Linked DNA regions of Homo sapiens: region 2 is linked to region 1. A link is an interaction called in ENCODE POLR2A ChIA-PET data of the cell type or tissue named here. Cell type or tissue: GM12878. All regions are shown on one strand. Each heading gives the region's core, and the rest is flanking DNA. Links, peaks and the distances in the headings are about the cores only. Region 1 overlaps TNIP2 (TNFAIP3 interacting protein 2). Region 2 overlaps SH3BP2 (SH3 domain binding protein 2).

Region 1 (9,267 bases), core at 1,335-6,334:
TTTCCCCAGTGGGACTACAGCTTATCACCCATGCCTTCAGCACCACTGTCCCTGGCTGTGCCATCTAGGGACTGAGCAACCCTCGAGGGGCCACAGGCTACTGTTGAAAGGGAACCAGAGGCCACTTAGTACAAGGTCTGCAGGCCCCACCAGGAACTTTACCCCCGGGGGTAAGAATCTGGGCCTGCAAGTCTGGAACCAGTTCATCTGGTCCAAAATCTTCAAGAGGCGGCCTGAGACCATCCTCACGATTGTACCAATAGTGCTCCTTCAATCCAAATCACATGCTTCCTTGAATTCATGAAGGCCAGAAAAACCTGTCCAGCCCTCTGCTGCAGACTTAGTCCCAGGGTTAGTCCCATAGTCCACCATGACTCTCCCGTGCCCTTCATGCGGAGGAGAAGCAGAAACCACTGAGGCCCAGTGGCTGCTCGGAACAGGGCAGTGGGGGGTGGCCTCACAGCCCCAGGGTCCCTGTTCACACCCTGAAACACGGCTGACGTCCTAGCTCCAGCCCGGGACGCATCGATTCTCAAGAGGCATCACTACTGTTCAGTCTGTGCCAGGAGAGGAAGCTCTTTGAGTGGGGCCCAGGCTATTCCCAGGGCCAAAAGTGTGTTAGGTACTTGATGAGGAGCTACATAAACTTCTCCTGGATTTTTGCAGAGCACAAGTCAGTGAGGAGAAGGAAGAGGCCATGGGTCACACACTGAGGAACTTCATCGGTTCCCATTCATGCCAGGCCTCCCTCAAGGCACCCCATGGTAGGAAAAGCACTGAGCCCAGGGGTGGGGTGAGGGGCCCCTGCCCTGCAAGGCCCAGCTCCACGTGCCAGGCTGAGCTGGGGATGTTACTGGACACCCAGGGCCATCACATCTACATGACAAGGTAAGCGGGGTTCCCGTCTCACAGACAGGTCAGGACACGTAGGGAGCTCACACTTTGAGGCCCGAGATATGCTCTCTGACTGCATGACAGTGACGGACGGGCCCTGAGGACAGCCACCTCTGCTAAGACAGGCCGCCATGCCAGCCTCCTCCATAACTAAACAGTATAACAGGGAGGCTTTCCATGACCACGCCCAGGTACCAGGCCAGGTGGCTCTCCCCACAGCAGGGAGGGGCTCGCCACAACCCTCATCACCAGCAAATCAGGGCCTTGGCAGACACAGAAAGGCTCTAATCTCATGAGAAGAGAAACAAAAACACTAAACCTAAGCAGGAAGAAAAACGCCCTCATACTCTACCTGTCTCCAGGACACCTGGTGCAGCAAAGAGGCGACCTTTTCCTCCAGTTCTTGAATCCTACTTTGAGCCCGTTCCCGATCGGCCCTTTCTGACATGAAGTCATCCTTGTAAGCGAGAATCTGAAGAGAGGCGAGACACACATTTCTGCTCAAGGAAGGAGGAAGCGCCCCACCAGGCTTCTCCCACCCCCACAGTGACCACTGCCCACTCAGTGCCACCAAGCCTTCAGCCCAGCCTGTCCCATGATTTCGGCCACCACCGGCCAGCAGACATCTGGTCAGTGCCGTCCGGAGCCCGAGGGACAGACACCTGCTGTTCCAGCATCTGCACCCGCTCCAACGCAGCATCCCGGGCCGTCCTGGAGGCCGCCAGCTCCTGCTTCACTTCGGCACAGTCATTTATTTTCTCTTCCAACTGTCTGTTGAGCCGGGAGATCTCCTTCCTCATCAGCTCGGGCTCGTGGGGGATCTGCAGCCCCCTGAGCTGCGCATGGAGCCCCCTCACGTATTCGTCCCTGCTGGCGTTGTAGCGCTGCCACTTGGCATTGAGGTCTTCAACCTGAAGAGGTGGAGCCGGAAAGCTCACGGTGAAGGCAGCTGACAAAGCTGCTCAAGCCAGCACCCAGTGTGAATTATGTATTAGCAGTGATTCGCTGAGTGAGAGTTTCCTCTTAAATGGAAGCTGCCCCTCCCTGTTCTGTAGAGAGCAGACACTAGGCCCGCTAGAGAATCCTGAGGCAGCACGATGACACCCGTACGCAAGCAGCATGAACGGAGGTGGACTCGGTGCAGCTTTGCTGTCTTAGAAAATGGACCTCCTGCTGCTAACTCTTGCATCTCCTTTACTGACTTGTGGATTAATTTTAGGGGGATGGAGATGGACAGGACATGTCCCGTACGTCGTTTTAAGCAAAAAAGTCCAGTCTCTAGGGACTGTGTGTATCAAGTCCTAGTGGCCAGAGGGCGGGGGGCGACTCTGGGCATCAGCCAAGGAAAGAACCCTCACTTACAGTTTGTAAGCCATGTGTTCTTCTCAAACGAAATGTGAAAGACACTCACGTGAGTCACCTTCTGTTTTAACAGTCGATTTTCTTCCTGCAACTTCTCAATAACACTCTGGACAGAGGTGTGCCCATCTGTGTGTTCCGACTGCATGAGGAAGGGACAGAGAGAAGACACTCTGTCACATACAGCAAGAGGGGAGAAAGCTAGACCCAGAGGCTGAGGCCACAGATTATCACTGCGTCCCCCAGTGCAGCGGGTAGTGATCATTCATTTGGTAGAGAAGCAAAGCAGGGACAAGGGACCACCTTCTCCCTGCCCAGGCCCACCCCACCTGGCCCAGGCCAGAGCCCGGATGGGAGGTCTTCAGGCCACACCACCTTTCACACTGTCCTTATCCCGTCCCACCTACCAGTTTGAGCTGTTTGTCTTTTAAATATTTGGAATGTAAATATTCTAAAGCCATAATGTCTGCAGGGATTGGCACACCAGACATGATAAAGTCTTCTCATTGCCAGAGATTTGCCATTATCACAGACAGCAGGGAAGGCAGGAAGCTGAATCCCATTGTAAACCAGAGGATCTCCAGTGAGGGGGCCCCCAGCTGCCCAGGGTGGGCCTGGCCATGCACCCTGCTTACCTCCTTTGGAGCCCATGACACTGTCCTGTCTGCAGACAATCGGGTTCAACCAGGTGATTCTGGACACAGGAATCTAACCTCTGCCCCACGCAGGGTCAGGAGTCACCGAAGCCACAACCCAAACCAACCCCCACTAACAACTACAGAGCTGAATGAAAAGTCTCCTGAAACTCGTGTGTACCCTACAATTCTGACTGTATCTCAGTGACATAATTTTTGAGAATTCCCCTCAAATGACAAAGGAAGTGCACGTCCTAACACAGCCTACACCGGGAAGCCCCGGGTGACTCAGCTGAGTTCAGGGCTGAGAAGTGACACTTATTTAGAGACTGTGATGAGGGCCTACCCTGCCACTGGCCCCACCCCCGCCTCAGGCTCAACACTGTGTGTGGCTCCTTTCAAATCCCCAGAGGGAAATGACACAGTGACTCAAAATCAGACCAGAACACCCTGCCTCCGCCCAGACGGCACTTTTCCTCTGGTTTCTGAATGCAGCTGTGTCCTCTCTGAGGTTCCCCGCCTGGAATCCACCCAGCTGAGGTGGGCAGTTCTCAGACCAACCTTCTCCCCAGTGGGCGCCTCGGTGAAGCTGCTGATGGGTGCGGGATGTACTGTCTGCCACAGAACATCCCAGCGCGTGTGTTTCTGCATGAACCTTGGTGCTGCCTCAGAGAACTGCCTAGAAAGGACCCGAGCGAGAGGCCCTGTGCCCGGCAGTGCGAGTGAGATGGGGTCTCAGCCTAGGTGAGATGTGCACGGAGTGCCTCCATTCCCCTGCCTGCCACACACAGACCACCACAAGCACCAGCAAGATGGAAGGTGCCTGGCACACAGATGCCTTGGGCCACTGCTCCCCTACTTTTCTGCCTAGGAGCCCCCTGGTTTCTCCTGATGCTGAAACTCCCACGGTCCTTCTCTCTCCCACTAGACCCCACAGAGAGCTACAGCCCAGATCCAGCCTATCCTGGAGGTCCAGCGAACCCTTCTTTGGCCCTCACTGTCACTTGGTGCCGCTGCCCCCGGCCCTTGCTTTGATGATGAGGAGGCTGTGGCCCTGAGCCAGGTCTCCAAGCTTGCGGGAGGCCGTGCTGCTGGCAAGGACATGCCTAAAGCCAGCTTTGGAGATGGCGGTTCCAGCTGTGCCTGCATGCACTCAGACACACTGAGCCTGAAGAAGGCGGGCACTCACGGTCCTTCCAGGAGTTTGGGGTGTGGAACTGGAGGCACTCCCCATCCCCAGCAGTACCACCTGGCTCTGCTTCAGTTTCCTCGGATGGAGGATGTGACTACACTTCCTCCAGGCAGCTCTGCCAGGCTCAGCTCCTCCTCCTCATCCTCAGCTGAGGCAGATGAAAGCCAAGTGCCATCTCCCACCTGGGAGCGGGGTCGGCCACAGGCCTGGTGCTGGGCAGTGAGGTGGCTGCCTGCTTTCCTATTACATTTTGCATGTTCCATCATTTTAAAAGAAACCCTTGGATGAGTGAGCTTTGCCCCGTCAGCTGACTCTCGTTACTGAGAACAGAAGTGGGTTCTGGGGCGCCCCCCCACCTCTGTGATCAGGGGCCTGTAGGCGATGCTCCCAGCACACAGAGGTCTTCCCCACACTCTGCTTACACTGTGGCCTACCTGGTCAGGACTTCTCTCCCCCACATTCCTTTGTGCATGCTGTCGTTCATCCAGACACTTGGCCAGATGCTGACACATGTGGGCGGTGGCGGTCAGCGTCCTCCGCAGCTGATGGGTCTCGTTGGCCAAGGAGCGGCACAGGACGTCACTGGCGGCCCGGGCGCGCTCCCCTTCTGCCATGCTCCTCCGTAGCAGGACGACTTCCTTCTCTCGCTCGTGTTGGGGCTGGCTCAGCAGCTGCTGCATCTCCCTCTCTTTTTCTTCTAGTCGCTCAGTCAGCCTCTCAATTTCCTAAGTGGAAGATTTAAAAGCACAGTTTACTGAATTAAAAGAAGCAGTGTCAAGAGCAAATGTTCAGAAAGCAAAAGAAGACCTGGCGTGGATGCCCCATCACCAGACACAAACATACTCACTCAGAAGTTGGGCGTTTGAACTAACAATTACTCACTCAGAAGTTGGGCATTTGAACTATTAACTCTGGAGTTTTTCAGCCTACAATGTTCTGTTCTGAAACTTCATCTCAAATTTTTTTTTTTTTTGAGACAGAGTTTCACTCTGTTGCCCAGGCTGGAGTGCAATGGCACAATCTTGGCTCGCTGCAACCTCCACCTCCCAGGTTCAAGCGATTCTCCCACCTCAGCCTCCTCAGTAGCTGGGATTATAGAGCCCACCACCAAGCCCAGCTAAAAGAATTTTTTTTTTTTTTGAGACGGAGTCTCGCTCTGTCGCTCAGGCTCGAGTGCAGTGGAGCGATCTCAGCTCACTGCAAGCTCCGCCTCAGAGGTTCACACCATTCTCCTGCCTCAGCCTTCCGAGTAGCTGGGACTACAGGCACACGCCACCACGCCCAGCTAATTTTTTGTATTTTTAGTAGAGATGGGGTTTCACCATGTTAGCCAGGATGGTCTCGATCTCCTGACCTCATGATCCGCCTACCTCGGCATCCGCCCACCTCAGCCTCCCAAAGTGCTGGGATTACAGGCGTGAGCCACCACGCCTGGCCCAATTTTTATATTTTTAGTAGAGACGGGGTTTCACCATGTTGGCCAGGCTAATCTCGAATTCCTGACCTTAGATGATCCGCCAGCCTTGGCCTCCCAAAGTACTGGGATTATAGGCGTGAGCCACTGCGCCCAGCAATTTTTTTTTTTTTTTTTTTGAGGCAGGGTCTCACTGTCACCCAGGCTAGAGTGCAGTGGCACAATCATGGCTCACTGCAGCCTCGACCTCCCCAGGCCCAAGCGATTCTCCATCCTAACCTGAGTAGCTGGGACTACAGGCACGTGCCACCGTGCCTGGTTAACTTTTTTGTATTTTGTAGAGACAGGGTTTTGCTGTGATGCTCAGGCTGGTCTTGAACTCCTGGGCTCAAGAGATCCACCCGCCTTGGCTTCCCAAAGTGCTGGGATGACAGGTGTGAGCCACCACGCCCTGCCAAATTCTATTTTCACAAGCAAGTTCATAATTTTAGATTTCATATCATCAAAATGTTTTTTTGAGATGAGGGTTTCGCTATATATAGCCCAAGCTGGTCTTAAACTCCTAGGCTCAAGCAAATCCTCCCACCTCAGCCTCCTGAATAGCTGGGACTACAGGCTCAAGCCACCACACCCAGTTATCATCAAATTATCAAAGTGGCAATTCCAAGCACTTTTTTGATGGGATAGGTAGAAACTCCACTGTGGTGGGTAACCCCAAAAAGATGTCCACAACCAAACCTCCCATTCCCCGGTATCTGGGAATGAAACCTTACTTAGAGATAGGGTCTTTGCAGATGTAATTAGTTAAGGTGGGGACAAAATGGATTAGGACGGGACTGGTGTCCTTGTAAGCAGACAGAAGTCTGGACAGACACACAGAGAGAAGACGACCACGTGACAACAAAGATAGGAGTGACGTCTTGTCTTGTGGATAAAGGCCAAGGAACACCAAGGATTGGTGGCCCCCACAGGAAGCTGAAGAGGCGAGGAAGGGTCCTTCCCTAGAACCTTGAGAGAGAGCCGATGCCTTGGTTTCTGGCTTCTGGCCTCTAGAACTGTGAAAGATTAAATTTCTGTTGCTTGAAGCCCCCCAGTTTGTGTTACTTTGTTACAGCAGCTCTAGGAAATTAACACACCCAACCCCAATTACTTCTTAAAGAATTTAAAAAGGTTCTTAAAATGACAATTTTATTTTGAGATAGGGTCTCGCCCTGTCACCCAGGCTGGAGTACAGTGGTGCCACCATGGTTCACTGTAGCCTCCACCTCCCAGACTCAAGTGATCCTCTTGCCTCAGCACCCTAAGTAGTTGGATTACAAGTGCATGCCACCGTACCTGGCTAATTTCTGTATTTTTTGCAGAGACAAGGTTTCACCACTTTGCCCAGTCTGGTCCTGGACTTGAGTGATCCGCCTGCCTCAGCCTCCCAAAGTGCTGGGATTATAGGCACGAGCCACCACATCTGACCTGACAATTTTTTAATATCTGGCCTTAAATTTGTACTTTTCCGTTTTCAAAGAATCCTCCAAAATAAACAGTACATTACATGAAGGAGGTGAAGCAGGCTCAACTAGTCCATCCCACAAGTGAAGAAACAGTTTCAGAAAAGTCACGGAGGAGCCCAAGCTTCCCCCAGAAGTGGCGGGAGAAGGGTCCAGCCTCTGTGTCTAGTACTTGAGGTAAGAAGGGACAGAGACCGGGAACCTAGAATGTTCTCATCACAATGGAACAAAATACTAAGCCCTATTACTGCGAGAACCCTGATTATTATTATTATTATTATTATTATTATTATTATTTTATTATTTTAGAGACAGGGTCTCGCCCTGACACCGAGGCTGCAATACAGTGGTATAATCACAGCTCACCGAAGCCTTGAACTCCTGGGTCCAAGTGTTCCTCCCGTCTCAACCTCCCAAATAGCTGGGACCATGGGCTCGAGGTCAAGGCTGCAGTGTGCTGTGACGGTGCCACTGCACTCTAGCCTGGGTGACAGTGAGACCCTCTTCAGGGATAAAGGACTTTGAGCAAAACCTGACTTCTGGTTTTTTTTTTTTTTGATAAAGACAGGGTGTGGCTATGTTGCCTAGGCTGGTCTTGAACTCCTGGCCTCAAGCAATCCTCCTCCTGCCTCAGCAGGGGTCACCGTGCCCAGGTAAAATCTGATTTCGGAGCCTCCTTCCTGCGTTGGTCAAATGCTGACAGTAGGAGAAACAAACAGCTCCACAAACAGGAGGGCAGCATGTCCACAGCTCGTAGATCCTGAGGGCGTGGCTCTCTCTTGCCTCCACACCCTAGTACTCAACACTGAGCCCAGCCCCACACAGATGCCCAGTAAATGGGAATAAGACTGGGCCATACAGAGACAGATCAGGACGCAGGCTCTACGCTCAACCCGTGGGGGCAGGCCAGCCCTGCAAAGGGCTGCCCCACTCATCCTCCCCTCGGCAGCATGAGGGCCCCAGGACCCCTCCAGCCCCCGGGCTTCTGGCATTTGTCACTGGCTCTGAAGTTGCAGAGCTTTGTGCTGGTTTATCTGTCTGAGTGCCTTGTCCAGTTAGTAACAGTTCTTAGGACACAACAGCACCTCGACCACTGTGGTCAGAAAACAAGGTACGAGCTGGAGTTGTGGGTCTACACACACAGGCACAACACACAGACTAGTCAGCAACTGGGCTGACATCTCTCAGGAAAGCCTGTCGCCGGGACCCACAACTCCATAGCTCCACGCTCAGAACACAAAAGTGTAAACAGCTCTATTAATAGTCTTGTGGATTGGCCTTAAGAGGCACAGTGGCCTCTTGGCTTTTAGCGCTGCGGCAACAAAGTATCACAAACTTGGTGTCTTAAACAACAGAAGTGTATTCTCCCAAAGCCTGTAATCCCAGCACTTTGGGAGGCCGAGGTGGGAGGATCACTTGAGCCCAAGGGTTGGGACTAGCCTGGGCAACATGGCGAGACCTTGTCTCTACAAAAAATACAAAAAACATTAGCCAGGCATGGTGGTGGGCGTTTGTAGTCCCAGCTACTCGGGAGGCTGAGACAGGAGGATCACTTAAGCCCAGGAGGTCAAGGCTGCAGTGAGCTATGATCATGCTACTGCACTCCAGCCTGGGCAACAGAGTGACCCTGTCAAAAAGAGGGGAGGGGAGGGGAGGAGAAAGGAAGAAAGAAAGGAACAAGGAAGGTGGCCCGGGGCGGTGGCTCATGCCTGCAATCCCAGCACTTTGGGAGGCTGAGGTGGGTGGATCACGAGGTCAGGAGTTCAAGACCAGCCTGGCCAACATGGTGAAACCCCGCCTCTACTAAAGATACAAAAAATTAGCCAGGCGTGCTGGTGGGCGCCTGTAGTCCCAGCTACCCAGGAGGCTGAGGCAGGAGAATCGCTTGAACCCGGGAGGTGGAGGTTGCACTGAGCCAAGATCCCGCCACTGCACTCCAGCCTGGCGACAGAGCAAGACTCAGTTTAAAAAAAAAAAAAAAGGAACAAGGAAGGAAAGAAAGAAAAGAAGAGAAGAGAAAAGAAAAGAAAGAGCCAAGAAAACAAGCAAAGCAAAGCTAAGCTAAGCCGGAAGGGAAAGGGGGCTGATACGCCAGGACCAGGCAAAGCCTATGAAGCTGGTCCCGAGAATGGTGACAGGATGGGGTTGGGCAGGACCAGGTTGCACAATGAATTGGTGCCATTATTCCAGAAAGTATTAACTGGAGGGGCTTTGTAAAGTTATCCACTCAGGCCTTGTGTTACAGATGAGGTAAGGTCTCAAGTCCAGCTG
Region 2 (9,267 bases), core at 1,559-6,558, 65 kb after region 1:
GTGTGCAGGAGGGTGGGAGGTGGAGAGCCCAGCCTTCAGGAGGCTGTGGGCACCTGCGGAGGCAAGCTCAGCAGTGCCCGCCCAGGTTGGTCACAGCCTTGTGGAGCCTGTCTCTCCCTGACAGGCACGCCCACACTCGGGATCAGACTAAGTGGAGCCTGCAGTTCATCCTGGGGAAGGACTCAGGTGAGTCCCCGTGTGGATTCATTTCCTGGGGCTGCCCTAAGAAAGTTCCACACACGAGGGGCCTGAAAACAACAGAAATTTACTCTCATGATTCTGGAGGCCAGAAGTCCAAAGCTGAGGGGTCTACAGGGCTGTGTTGCCCCGGTGGCTCTGGGGAAGCCCCTTCCTCCCCTCCCAGCTTCTGCTGGTGGCCGGCGATCCTCGGTGCCCTTGGTGTGTGGCCACATCCCTCCAGCCTCTTTTCCATCCTTACATGGTCCTTTCCAGGCATCTTCTCCTACTCCATCTCTTACAGGACAGTTGCCTTGGATTTAGGGCCCACTTGGTCAATCCAGGATGTGCTGCTTAACTTAGTTACATCGAAGACCCTTTTTCCAAATAAGGTCGTGTTCACAGGTTCTGGGGATTAGGATGTGGACAAAGCTTTTGGGGGCCACCTTTCAGCCCACTACAACATGTGGCCCCAGGCAGGGTCCTTCTTTCTAGGGTTCCCTCTCCCTCTATCCCAGTTGGGTAGTGCCCAGTCCGAGTTCCCGGGAATCCTCCCAGTCCTGCATCATGGGACAGCAATCAGAATGGGGCATAGAGGGAAGGGGCTTCTGGCTGGGGAGAGCCTGGGAGGGTCCCAGGGATGGCTGTGGAGCGGACCCAGGCCCCATGGGAGGGGCTCATGCAAAACATCTTATTTTGAGAGCTTGAGATTTTCCCTGGGGGTGCCCGCCTTCCCCCAGGCTCTGTGCCCACCCACCCTCCTAGGGCTCAGTGCCCACCTTCCCCCAGGCTCTGTGCCCACCCACCCTCCTAGGGCTCAGTGCCCACCTTCCCCCAGGCTCTGTGCCCACCCACCCTCCTAGGGCTCAGTGCCCACCTTCCCCCAGGCTCTGTGCCCACCCACCCTCCTAGGGCTCAGTGCCCACCTTCCCCCAGGCTCTGTGCCCACCCACCCTCCTAGGGCTCAGTGCCCGCCTTCCCCCAGGCTCTGTGCCCACCCACCCTCCTAGGGCTCAGTGCCCGCCTTCCCCCAGGCTCTGTGCCCACCCACCCTCCTAGGGCTCAGTGCCCGCCTTCCCCCAGGCTCTGTGCCCACCCACCCTCCTAGGGCTCAGTGCCCGCCTTCCCCCAGGCTCTGTGCCCACCCACCCTCCTAGGGCTCAGTGCCCACCTTCCCCCAGGCTCTGTGCCCACCCACCCTCCTAGGGCTCAGTGCCCGCCTTCCCCCAGGCTCTGTGCCCACCCACTCTCCTAGGGCTCAGTGCCCACCTTCTCCCAGGGTTAGTGCCCTCCCTCCCTCCCTGGGCTCATTACCCACCTTCCCCCAGGTTCAGTGCCCTCCCTCCCTCCTCTGGGCTCAGTGTCCACCTTCCCACAGGCTCAATGCCCTCCCTCTCTCCCCTGGACTCAGTGCCCTCCCTGAGCTCTGCAGACCCTCCTTGGCATGTTCAGCACCTGAGCCTCTCCTGAAGGTGGCAAGCAGGTACCAGGCTGGGTACAGGGTCCCTGGGTGCCAGTCCCCATGCCACTGATCCCTAGCTTCCTCTCTGAACCCCAGAGATGCAGATGGCAACAGGACTGTCCTCTTGGGCTGTGAGCCTTGAGATGAGGCAGGTGCCGTGAGGCAGGAGGTGCCAGGGCAGGGTCAGCTCCGTGGTGGCTGCAGACACCACCCACTGTGCTGGGTGTTTGCCTTACTCCTGAGCGGGCTGAAGGCTCCCAGAACCCAGTGAAAGCTCCCTCCCTCTTCTTTTTCAGGCTGACCCTTGGCCCTCTGCCTGCCCTGCTGGCTGGCTCCCACTCATCCTGGTAAGTGCCCTGTGTCTGGCATGGTGGGAAGTCCCCAAGCCTGGCAGTTTGAGGCACCAGCTCAGGGGCAGGGGAGCAGCTGCAACTTGGGAAGGATGGAGAGGGACACCAGGGCTGCCCATTGAGGCGGCCCCGGCCATGCCCCGCTGCACACACCCCCTGCTTGGATGCAGGCGTGGGGTCATCTCCATGGTTACCGGCACAGGGTAAATGTCAAGGAGTGGCCATGGCTGAGGAGGGGAGAATGGCCTGTGTTTAGGAATATGAACGGCAGTGTCATATGCCGCAGGGATGAAGAGGAATTGAGAGAGCAATTGGAGAAGCTAAGGCCCAGAGAGGAGGGGTCTGCAGAGGTCACCCAGCAGCCCAGGACTCCCAGCTCCAGCTTCCCTCTGGGAAGATAGGGTTGGGGAAGGGGCTGGTGTGGATTTGTCCCCCACCCCCAGGGTCCCCTCACCTGGCCTGCTCCTCTCCTCTGGGCTGGACTCCCCCTGTAGCATCACAGCATTGGACCAGGGCTGTGGGGGGAATGGGCCTGGGCCAGGGTCAGGTGGGTCTTCTGCTTGCTTCTGCCTCTGCCGAGTCTATGAGTGTGGGGCTTTTGGCGGAGCAAGGGCAGGGGCGAGCCTGGCTCCTGCTTCCAGCTCAGGCCTTGTCCGCTCTTGCATTTGCCTGCCCAGTAAGGGGTGGCGTGTTCCTGAGAGCGCCGGCTGCCTCTGGGTTCTTATCTTCATGGGTTGTCATCCCTGAAGCTGTGCGTTGGCCACCTCATTGCCTGTGGATTCCTCCCAACCCTGGGGTGTGCTCACCCCAAGCCCCTTCCTCCCGTGGCTCCCTCACCCCAGCTCCTTCCAGCAAACTTCCTCCTCTATCAAAGCTGGGCCCCTCCTCTGGGAGGCGTTCCCCAGTCCAGAACCCACAGGGCCTGGTCCCTCCTCTGGACCCTGCAGCCCCAACTGTCAGAACTGCCTGCCTCATCGTCCAGGCTGGGCAGTGGCCCAGGGGTTCCTCACCTGCTGTTTGATCTCAACCCTCCTGCAAGGAGGAAAGAGAATGGGAAGAGGCCCCACTCTGTCCGTGCCCTCCTCGCTGCCCTCTGTCTGTCTGCCTGCTGTGGCCAGCCTTCTGCTGAAGGTGTGGTCTGCCCTTGGCCACCTGAGGGGACTGAGGCTGGCACAGGCTGGGGACGCCAGGGTGTCTGTGCCCATGCTAAGGAGGCCCCAGACCTAAAAGCCCAAGCTCCTCACCCTCTAGGAGACAGTGGGGTGTCTGCAGCCCAAACGGGCCCCGAGGGGGACCTTGGCAGCAGGGCTGGGGCTGCAGACACAGCTGGGGAGACGGAGCTCCTTAGCCTGGGAGCTGCCTTTTTTGAGTGACCCGACACCTAGGCTATGGGACAGCTTGGGACCTGCACAGCCGGTTACGGGGCTGGGGTCCAGGGTTTGTTGGGAGGCTGATTTCGGGGGGCCGTGCCCTAGGAAGCCTGGCGGGCAAGATGAGACCCCTGCAGCTTTGTGGCCTGTGCTCTGTGGCCTCTGTCACCCTCAAATCCTGCTGTGAGGGTGGCCCCAGGCCCCAGAAAGCCCCTTTCTCCAGCTGCCTCTGCCCAGGGGTCCTGTCCTCCCTGGGCAAGTTCTGGGAGGAGAGGGAGGGCGCTCAGCAGCCAGTGGCTAGAATCCCCATTCCCTGCTTCCGGGCTCTGGGCCTGGGCAGGGCACTGGGCTTGGTGGGGGCAGAGCAGCCCTGGGAGGGGCCGAATTCTGAGCGGGCCTTGGGGCAGGGGCCGGTGAGTACGGGAGCGTGCTTTGCCACTCAGCCATAATGTACTTTCTAGCAAACCAGATGTTAGCAGAGCTGGTGTGGTTGCGGGGACGTGAAAAGGCTGGGGATAGAGTAGGAATCGAGGAATGCCAGAGCCCAGGCCTAGTCCCTCAGTCCCTTGGTGTCAAAGGGCACAGAGATGGCCACCTTGAAATTCATAGAACCGGGTGCAAGACATAACAGCCCTCTGTGTGGCCTCAGATGGCAGAGCAGGGTGGCAGCAGCTGCCCTGGCAGGAAGAGCATGCTGGTAAGGTGACACCATCCCTGTGTGTGTTGTAAATGCTGCTCTGTGCTGGGCCTGACACCCAGGGTGCAGGTTGTTTCATGGTTTGCTAGGGAGAAGCCGAGTATTCAGAGGTGGCCCTGCGGGGAGGCAGCAGGGAGCTTCCTCCCAGGGATGCAGCTGACCTTGCGCTGGAGCCAGAGAGCCCTGGCCTCTGACCACAGGATGGGAGGGCAGGAGCAGTGGAAGGTAGGAGTTAAAACCCGGATGGTGGATGAGGGGCAGCCCTGGGCCCCAGGCAGCTTTCAGGACCTCACAGGGTAGAAGGCAGGAAGTGCCGGCTACTTGGTGCTGCCCAGGGAGCAGGGAACAGGAAGTCCCGGGTGGGGAGGAAGCACCGGCGGCCACAGGCCTCAGAAGCAGCAGGAGTGAGCTGTGGGCACAGCTGTGGGGCAGCCAGGCGCGTCAGGCCTCACATGTCTGGGAGATGTAGGCTGCCTGGGCTGGTGGCCCCTGAGCCGCATGGCCTCCCTGGGCCCCAGGACACCGGCCCCGAGCAGGTCACGAGGACGGAGGGCCATGTGTTGGGTCAGCACCATCAGGTCAGTGGGGCGGCCCCAGGACTGGGGCTCGGGAGGCGGCACTGGTCTAGCACCTGAAGAACCAGTAAGGGGGCCCCACGTGGGAGCCACAGCCTTCCTCGGGGCTGGCCGTGGGAGCCCACAGGAGGTGGCCCTGAGCCTGCAAAAGGCAACAGGCTCTGAGGAGAGTGGCCTCTGTCTGCCTTGAGAGGCCCCCGAGCTGGCAGGCACAGGGGGAGGCCAGAGAGGGAATGTGATACTTAGAACCCCCCCCACCCCCCCATCACATGCGGCCGACAGGGAGGCGGGGGCCAGCCTGCTGGGGTGGGGCCCAGGTCCGGGAACTTCTCATGATACAGCCTGCAGGGTGGCCTTGGTGTTTGGGTCCTAAGTACACACGTTGTGTATGTGAGTGTGTGTTTCTGTTGTGGGGGGGTAACGGAGAGAGCTGTACAAGGTCCCTGCTGCCCACCTGGGGAGTGCCATGCTCTGAAACCTGCAATGTGGAGGACCCGCAGGGACCTCAGGGACTGCCGGGCTGGGGCTGTGCTCGCAGAGCCCAGGCTGGGCCACCCTGCCCCTGGCCAGCAGTGCTTCTCTGGCATAGCTGGTTACTGGGCCTTTACGGGAGAATTTTGGTTTTGATTATGTTAACAGAGAAAGATTCTGGGAACAGGAAGGAAACAAGGGAAACCGAAAAGGAAGAGCAGACAGCTGTGGGGAGGCAGGGCAGCCAGGGCTCCAAGGTGGAAGCCGCCCCATCTGCACATCCCACGCCCACCACCGGCCACCCACTGTGCGCCAAGCTGGGCCGTGGCTGTGCTGGGCCGGGGGTGGTGCGTGAGCCACCATTTACTGGCTGTGTGACTTTGGCCAAGTTTCTTCGTCAGTGACTTGGGGAGGACTCTGGTTTGAAGCTCAAGGTGTTGGATGATGGGGCGATCACTGAGAAGCACAGAGCTTGGCCCACAGGGAGTGCCCAGTGCGCTCGGCACAAGGCCTGATCCTCTCCCAGCCTCTATACCCAAGTCTGTAAAATAGAAGTAAAGTATTGAGCTCAGGTGGACCCTGGTCGATTTAGTGAGCTGTGAGGTACAGCTTGGCACTGGGCCCTGGCAGGGCTGGGAGTGGTGGTGATGATTCTGTGCTCAGGCTTCAGGACACGGAGACACAGAAGACCGCACTTGACAGGTCTTGTTGGTCGTTGGAGGCTGTGTGTGTGTGAATGAGTGCTTGCATATGCATGAGTGAGTGTGATGAATGTGTATATCAGTATACATATGGGTGTGAGTGTGCACGTATGAGTAGACATGAGTGCATGAGTGTGTATGAGAACATGAGAGCGAGTGGGCATGCGGGAGAATGAGTGTGTATATATGTGTTAGTGTGGATGGTGTGAGTGTTAACTGTACATGCATGAGTGTGACAGGATGCGCATATATGAGCGTGTGAATAAAGTGCACAGGGTGACCTGGTATCTTCTCCCTTTGGGCTGGATCCCCAGCCCCAACTTGCCCTGTGGCTCCCACAAATGGGGCCAACCTGATCACCACTAACAGTAAGTCCTTGACCCTGTGGTCACATGAGGTGCTGGCTCCCTTACCACAGCCAGGATGATCCTGCAGGAGCCCAGCCTCCCAGAGCCCCCACCCTGCTCCTATGCAGGGGCTCACGCCTGTGTGCATGCGAGCTGTGCAGCTCATGTGCACGTCCTGTGTGAGTGCACCACCTGTGACATTAACTGGGTGTGCAGAGACACAGCGCACATGAGGGCCTGCACAGGCCATGACCACACACGCCACAGGGCTCATGGGGCCCCAGGGTGGTGGGAGCCACAGAGCCTGCATTAAATGGAACCCGATGGGGTGTCTCTGTGGGACTGAGCACTTTTCACCTGACTGCTCTGCCCCCCACCGCAGCAGCCTCAGGCCTTGGGGTCACCTGAACCAATTGCAACTTTGAGAGAAGGTAGGGAGATGAGCACAGAAACAGAGACCTGGAGAGTGTATCCCAGGTGCCCCGTCTTCCCTAATGTGCATGTGCACACACACACACACACGCACACACGCACAAGTGTACAGGCTCAAATGCAAATCTCCACGTGTGCACACATGCAAAGATCACATACTTTCTGGAAGGGCTCATGGAGCCCAGCAGCCACCACCAGCTTTGGCCGCCCAACGCTGGCCCATGTGTCTCCAGAGCCCTGCCCCAGAGAGCAGCTGCAGAGGTGTCAGGGGACTCTGAGAGTGGACTCCTCCATACCCACTTTACACTGGAGGAGGTGGGGGCTCAGGGGAAGGAGGGGCCCCAGGAAGGATGTGAACCCAGATCTTCAGCACTCTCCCTCACAGCTCCTGCCCATGTTAACTCAGCCGACACCGCAGCAGCATGGTGACAGGTCCCCCCAGGGTGTCTGCCTCTACAGAGGAAGGGACTGAAGCACCCAGAGAGCTGGCAGGTAGGCCTGTGGAGTCCCCTGGAATGAATGAATGGAATTTAACCATCAGGTCCCTGGAAGAGGGGCTGGGCACTGAGAAGCACAGCCAGGGAGGCCTGGCCAGCTAGGAGTGTGGGTGCTCCTTGGGGATGCCCCCTGGTTTTCCCGAGCACAAGTGGGGCCAGATTCTGTGAGCTGGGCTGAACTTCCCCAAGAGCAGCATGGTCACCACGGCCTCCATGGCCCATCATCACCCTCAGCCTCAGCCGACCTTTCCCCTTTCTGCTCTCAGCCTGGCCTGGCACTGGGCTCCTGGCCAGGTATCACCCCCTGGCACAGGGCAGGGCCAGGTGGGGCAGAGGATAGTAAGGTGGCAGGGGTGGGTTTCCCCTTGAATGGCCCCTCCTCTGGAGAGGGGCTGTGGGTGTCAGCGTCTGTCCCTGAAGCGAGGAATTCCCAGGGGAGGTGAGGGTGCCACATGACCTGCCCTTGTCATGACCTGTCCCCCTGCCCAGGGTCAGCTGATGATCACCTAAGAGCCTTCATCCTGCCCACAGCGGGACAGCAGCCAGGCAGGAACGAGCCCCTCACAGGCCTGCCCCTATCTGGCCACTGAGCTGGACCCATGTAGGACTGTAACCTGTCCCTGTAACTCTTCCTGCTGAGCCTTGTCCAGGTGTGGAGCCAGGAGGAGGTGGTGGGTTCCATCTGTCCTCACAGTGGCTCCTCCCACTTTGACACACAGGCCAGGTCTTATAGCTTTTGGGTGGCGGGGGCACAGTGGGGTGTGATGCCCCAGGGTAGGGGCTCTGTTTCAGCTTCCTGTGCCTTCCAGGCAACTTGCAGTCCCTGTCACCCACAGGGTGAACATTCCATCCTTCTTTTGGGGCTACCTGGGTGTCCCCCCTGGGCTGGGTCTGAGCTGGTGAGGATGGGAGACAATGACCAACTAGTGTGGTCAGTGTTAGGGGCAGAGAAGGCTATGCTAGCCCCAAGGGAGGGACACAGGACTCCAGAGAGGTTATGGGAGACTGCCTGGAAAAGGGAACGCTTGAACTAACTCTTCCTTTCATTTTTGGATTGTTGCTAGTATATAGAAATAGAATTGATTTTTGTATGTTGATCTTATATCCTGCCACCTTGCTGCTCATTTATTCTAATAATTTTTTTTTTTTGAGATGAAGTCTCATTCTTGTTCCCCAGGCTGGAGTGCAATGGCGCAATCTCGGCTCACTGCTACCTCCACCTCCCGGGTTCAAGCGATTCTCCTGCCTCAGCCTCCCAAATAGCTGGGATTACAGGTGCCTGCCACCTGGTATTTTTAGTAGAAATGGGGGTTTCACCATGTTGGCCACGCTGGTCTCGAACTCCTGACCTCAGGTGATCTGCCCGCCTCAGCCTCCCAAAGTGCTGGGATTACAGGCGTGAGCCACTGCGCATGGCTATTCTAATAATTTTTAAGTGGATTCCTTGGGATTTTCTGTATGTAAAATAATCTAATCAGTGAATAATTGTTCTTTCTTTCCATTCTGGATACCTTTTATTTCTTTTTATTGCCTAATTACTCTGGTGAGAATCTCCAGTACTATGCTGAATAGAAGTAGAGCAGACATCCTTTCCTTGTTCCTGTTCTTGGGGGAAAAACTTTCAGTCTTTTACCACTAGGTATGTTAGCTGTGGGTTTTTCATAGAACCCTTTATCAGATTGAGGAACTTCCCTTCTATTCCTGGTTTGTTGACTCTTCTTATCATGGAGGAGTGTTGAATTTTGTCAAACACTTGTTCTTCGTCTATCAAAATCATGTGGTTGTCCTTTATTCTATTGATATGGTGTATTACATTAATTGTTTTGAATATTAAACCATCCTTGTATTCCTGGGATAAATCCCACATGGTCTTGGTGTAGAATCCCTTTTATATGTTGCAGGATTCAGTTGGCCAGTATTTTGTTGAGGATGTTTATGTCTATACCCATAAGGGATATTGGTTTGTAGTTTTATTGTGATGTCTTTGTCTGGTTTTGGTATTGGGATAATGCTGCTCTCATAGAATGAGTTCCCTCCTCTTCTATTTTCTGGAAGTTTGTGAAGGATCCATGTTCTTTTGAGCCAACTCTTGATGGCTGGGTTAGTTCAGTTTCAACTTTAGGCTGTGGCAACAGCAGGGGCTGAGGCCTGCAAGTGGGTGCTTGCTCGATTCAGGTAACTGGAGCCA

Evidence for each region. Peaks named below come from ENCODE experiments on the same cell type or tissue, not always from the same donor. Only the 100,000 strongest peaks of a DNase experiment are listed, where the experiment ranks them.
Region 2: POLR2A ChIA-PET joins it to region 1 with 7 read pairs; 10 of 35 experiments call an interaction of 5 or more read pairs at or near these places.

Annotation. Positions count from the first base shown.
Region 1 is chr4:2,743,141-2,752,407 of GRCh38, forward strand. It overlaps TNIP2 (TNFAIP3 interacting protein 2), which reads right to left. Exons shown (of 6, transcript NM_024309.4): 2 at 4,515-4,805; 3 at 2,306-2,395; 4 at 1,557-1,805; 5 at 1,247-1,366. Among named protein-coding and RNA genes, the nearest start is that of TNIP2, 8.6 kb to the right of the region's middle. RefSeq lists enhancers at 1,702-2,202, 2,798-3,237, 4,648-4,697. In GM12878, for the core only: no CTCF peak of the experiment used is centred there; a DNase peak (open chromatin) is centred at 3,211; H3K4me3 peaks cover 2,939 bases; H3K27ac peaks cover 3,765 bases.
Region 2 is chr4:2,807,844-2,817,110 of GRCh38, forward strand. All of the region lies in intron 1 of SH3BP2 (SH3 domain binding protein 2), which reads left to right. Among named protein-coding and RNA genes, the nearest start is that of SH3BP2, 19 kb to the left of the region's middle. RefSeq lists enhancers at 4,033-5,117, 4,302-4,541, 5,492-5,591 and a silencer at 6,302-6,351. In GM12878, for the core only: no CTCF peak of the experiment used is centred there; DNase peaks (open chromatin) are centred at 4,358 and 5,905; H3K4me3 peaks cover 2,886 bases; H3K27ac peaks cover 2,374 bases.